Linked DNA regions of Homo sapiens: region 2 is linked to region 1. A link is a loop called in an ENCODE intact Hi-C map of the cell type or tissue named here. Cell type or tissue: PC-3. All regions are shown on one strand. Region 1 overlaps SKAP1 (src kinase associated phosphoprotein 1). Region 2 overlaps SKAP1 (src kinase associated phosphoprotein 1).

Evidence for each region. A loop is a pair of places that touch in the nucleus more often than their neighbours do. Peaks named below come from ENCODE experiments on the same cell type or tissue, not always from the same donor. Only the 100,000 strongest peaks of a DNase experiment are listed, where the experiment ranks them.
Region 2: a loop joins it to region 1, with 7 times the contacts of the local background. A loop is called at or near these places in 2 of 110 quality-filtered maps.

Annotation. Positions count from the first base shown.
Region 1 is chr17:48,329,394-48,331,893 of GRCh38, reverse strand. The region is part of intron 4 of SKAP1 (src kinase associated phosphoprotein 1); the gene reads left to right. Among named protein-coding and RNA genes, the nearest start is that of SKAP1-AS2, 36 kb to the right of the region's middle. In PC-3, no CTCF peak of the experiment used is centred here; a DNase peak (open chromatin) is centred at 1,293.
Region 2 is chr17:48,180,716-48,183,215 of GRCh38, reverse strand. It overlaps SKAP1 (src kinase associated phosphoprotein 1), which reads left to right. Exons shown (of 13, transcript NM_003726.4): 8 at 759-822. Among named protein-coding and RNA genes, the nearest start is that of MIR1203, 25 kb to the right of the region's middle. In PC-3, a CTCF peak has its summit at 1,377 (motif pointing left); a DNase peak (open chromatin) is centred at 1,365.

The DNA of each region.
Region 1 (2,500 bases):
ATGATGCCTAGCCCTTTAAAAAGTCAGATGTTCAATGAACATATTTTCTCCTTCCTTAGATGCTTTATTAACTAGCTTATTACTAAAAAAGCCATATATGGCCTTTCTTCTTAAATTTTGCATGAAAGCTAGTATTTTGCATGAAAACTAGATTTTTTAAAAGCCTTATATGATTATCTTTTTTTTTTTTTCCTTGAGACGGAGTTTCGCTCTTTTTACCAGGCTGGAGTACAATGGCGCGATCTCAGATCACAGCAACCTCCGCCTCCCGGGTTCAAGCGGTTCTCCTGCCTCAGCCTTTTGAGTAGCTGAGATTACAGGCATGCGCCACCACGCCCGGCTAATTTTGTATTTTTAGTAGAGACGGGATATCTCCATGTTGGTCAGGCTGGTCTCCAACTCCCGACCTCAGGTGATCCGCCCACCTTGGCCTCCCAAAGTGCTGTGATTACAGGTGTGAGCCACCACGCCCAGCCTATGTGATTATCTTTAAACTTTTTGATTTAATGAGGTAAGAGCCTAAGAGCAGAGGTTAAAAGAGATGTATGTTTCAAATTAATTCCTGGTTGCTATAGAAGAATGTGTCTATATATTCTGCCAAATTAAACTTATTTTTTTTTAAAAAATCCACATCATATTAACAAAAACTGCTCCCTTAACTCACTAAGATTCTGTGTTCTATTCCACAATTTCAAAAGAAGTAGCTAAAACAATCGGCATCATTCTTCACCTAGATAATGCTTTCTCTGCAGCTAATAGCCCCTTGTTCATCAAGGAAACGAATGTGCACGGAGGTGACATGTTCTTCACCCACTGCTCTTTGTTCTAGGGTCCCTCAGACTGATTATATCAGCCTCAGCACTGATAAATATCCCCCCAAACTTTAACACTATGTTAAATTGAGTTATGAGGTTTTAAGGTTACACTCCTCTGGCTGAAGGTTGATTGTCTCTGAGAGATAAAGGAATCATGCTCAACGATAACAGAATCCTTGCCATGGGATAATCCTGGTTATTGAACTCATAGCTCTCTTTACTTGGTTACTTGGTCACTCTTTGTTTTTTTTTTTCCGCCCCCTGGGGAAAAACTGGCTACTAAATTTGTGATTCGCCACTCTTCACCCACACCCCCAAAGATATTTTAGCAGGACCCACAACACTATAGCAGTTGAAAGAACGAGACAACTCAAGCAAATAAAACAGCTTCTTGAAATGTGCTGTCACTTAGGGTGTGCCAACTGCCAGAAGCAAGAGGGACACAATTCTTATTTGCCCTTCTGGCAGCATGAATGAAGAGGGCGGGTTGCAGAATGCTTCCCTTCTCCTTCCCCCAGCCTTCCAATGTCTCATGCATATGTTTAACCTCTGGTGGTTTGTTTGGTTTTGGTTTTTCTTTTTAGAGTTGTGACTTGGATTATGCTCTGATGGCAGAAATTTTAGACTTGCTGTCCAGGCAAAATTTTAAGCTGCAACCTTTGTTGGTGACAGTGATAGTAGCAGTCCTTTATGCCAATCTGCAGTTCCAATCCACATACCACTCCATAAATGTCTTTATAATAGTAAAAACTCCCAAATAATGGTAAATTAAAGGCTTTCTGATGAATTGTGAATACTCAATTTTTTCCCCTCTCATATAAAATTTTTAAAACTTTTAAATTAAAAAAATAATTAACTGGAATCGATAATACCATAGAGAAAAACTTAAGTTTACCTGCATTCTAGGAGTACAAGAGAAAGCCCTGTACAGGGAGAAGTGTTTAAACAAAAGCATAAATACTACCATCCTGCAAAAGATTTATTAGCCTGGCCTTCATTACCAACAACAGCAACCACTTACTTAGCACATAACTATGCTGAATGCATGGCACTCTATAAGGTGAATTAATAGTACCTGCTTTCTATAATAAATTTATTGAATGCCTACCACATGCCAGACATAGTATTTACACACATTACCTCTAATCATCATTACTACTGTGCATTGTAGGTATTATCATTTCCTTATCACAGATGAAGAAATTCGAGTATCAGAAAAATTAACCTGCCCAAGTTCCTCCACTAATAAGGGGGCAGAGGCAGGATTTGATCAAGTCTCTGTAGTTCCAAAACCCATATTATTTCTAGTATGCCACACTGCCTCACAGAAAAGGAAGTAGCATTGATTGTTTTTTGTTTTTTTGTTTTTTTTAGACAAAGTCTCTCTCTTGTCCCCCAGGCTGGAGTGCAATGGCCCGATCTCGGCTCACTGCAACCTCCGCCTCCCGGGTTCAAGCGATTCTCCTGCCTCAGCCTCCCAAGTAGCTGGGATTACAGGCGCCTGCCGCCACGCCCGGCTAATTTTTGTATTTTTTTAGTAGAGACAGGGTTTCACCATGTTGGCCAGGCTGATCTCGAACTCCTGACTTCAAGTGATCCTCCCGCCTTGGCCTCCCAAAGTTCTGGGATTATAGGCGTGAGCCACCGCGCCCAGCCACGTTGATTGTTACTCCTCCAGATTTTTG
Region 2 (2,500 bases), 150 kb after region 1:
TCCAGATTTCTCTATTCCAATCCTTCCTACTCACTACTATTGAAAGAATCCCCCACTCCTTTTGCTAGAGCTGATAGTGGCTTCCTGTTGCCTGCATTTTAACTCTGAACTCCTAGTACTCAGAGCCCTTTTACCGACTCTTCTCTGACCCTCAACTCTCCAACTTCATCTGTTATTGTTCTTCAGTCAAGCTGATCTGCCAGGCTTCCCCGTAAGTCATGTTCTCATTCCTGTTCTTTTGCACATAGGCCTGCCTACCTAAAATGTCCAACTCTGTCCACCAGTTTCCACCAACTCTTCTTTAAAATCCAGCCAAAATGGTATTATTTCAGCAAGCCACTCTGACCTACTCTAGGCAACAACAGGTGCTCCCTGTCTCCTCTTGATATCCGGTTGTTACAAAATGTGCCTCCTTTTAGTGTTCCCGTTTCATGTGTGTGGGTTGGTTTGCTTCTTTTTCTTGTAAACTTTTCTCAAATAAATGTCTGATGAAGGAATAGATAATCAAATGAAAGAATGCACAAGGACATGAATGTCTAGACTCAAAGAGCTGTCATCTCTGGGTATGCAAAATTGCAGAAGGAAAAAATCAGTTTGAGTGAAATATTTGGTCTTTTTTCTATATGTTAAGCAGGCAGAGAATCCTGAGCTTTAAACTTGACTCTGAAACTCAGTGGTTCCTCCCCCTTGGACATCCCTGTCAAGATTCATGGAAATTTTAGTGACAGTGATAAATTAATTCACTGATTTTTCTCTAGTTTACAGCTACTAGTCCAGCAGAAGCCAGAGACTGGGTGGATCAAATAAGTTTCTTGTTAAAGGGTAAGTGTCATTGTTACAGAAATAATACTTGAGTTGATTTGCAGTTGAAGTTATGTTGCATAAATATAATCTACAGACTTCAGTATGTATTTTTTCTGCCCTTTCTCACCTCTACCTTTCCTACCACATTCCCCATATTACAACAACAAATAGTACTATGTGTGAATGAGAAGATAAAGACAGTATCAACCTTGGGAGGACCTCTGGTATCATAGCTCATCCACCTACCTACAGGCAAGTCTGTAATATTCAAAATCACTAGAAAAGGAGATTCTAAAAATCAGCTCAGCCCAATTCGGTGTCTCCTAACCCCTTATATTCTGGAAAGGAAATTCATAATATCCAACTTAAAGTCATCTAGTTGCAATTGAGGTTCAAAATCTCCTTATTTTAGTCTTAGGAGGAAGTAGAAATCTAAACCAATCTAGATGGTCTTCAGGGACATTGGACATTAAAAACAAACTGTTATTTCCCAAGCCACAATAAGATGTTCCTTGCTTTGGGATGGGAAGAGTCCTGCCTGAAGATGGTAAATGACTGCTCTTAGAGTACCCTCTGCTGGCCAGCCTGTAGGCAAAGCAGAAACAATGGCCAGGGAAGCCTTATCTGGGAGTGGTCTGTCAGGTAGAATAAGCCAACCTTGAGTTAGTCACTCGGTATTATATAATTGTCACCTACCATCATGGCAGGACCCTACCTCTGTTCTGCAGAAAGGCAGAAACACCAACTTTATACATGGCCCAAGACCTAGAAAGACACACGTCAAGCTAAAAACGCAAAGCCTTTTCATCTCAGATTTTTATTCTGCTATAAGATTTTATTGTGGATAAAAAGAAGGAAGCACCAGTGCTTTAATTACAAGAATTGCCTGTTTTACTCAGTTATGCCTTTGCTATCACAAAAGCAAACTATTGCATCTACCAACAGCGTCACGTATAATAGACTGGAACTAGGCAAACATGAACATTGATGGCGAGACTACAGGGTACACTCTCATCTAGGTGCCTTGGATTTATGCGTGTAATATACCCCTAAGTGTGTAAACCTCAATAAAACTCAAAGCAGCTTTATTGAGCTGTACCCTGTGGTACTTTCAGAATCCCACATTGAAGAAATTATTCATTCCATTTTATTTTAAAACAAAATAATAACATATGGTTTAAGCCACAAATGTGTTTTTGATCTTTTCCTCGTATGTGGTGGCACCAAAATTCAGATGAAAATTGTTGCAAAATCTTTATTAAAAGGCTAATCAAGCCAAACAATTTTATTGCATTTTGAAATGAAAGTTGGACGTCTCTCCATCCTTTCCTTCCCCAGAGTATGCTGACTGCACTCACCCATCCTGCAGAGGGCCCTCAGCAGGGTTTCAGAGAGCACTCTGTAGTACACATCAGAGAATGAACATTCTCAGTTCCCCATTAAAATAAAAAACCAATCTCCCTCCCCTGCCCTGGTGCTCCCCAGTGCTGTAATGGCTCAACACCTTCTATGCAGTGACCCACTTTAAGGTCAGCTAGACTGTGCAGTTGCAAAAGGACATGGTAACTGCATTGTTCAGCCATTCCATTTGGTCTTGTATTACTGTTATATTTTTCCATACCCCGTTTCTTTTTATCTTCCACTGTTGCCCATTTTTTTCTCTGCGAACAAACTTGTCTGAAATTCTGCAGTGAAA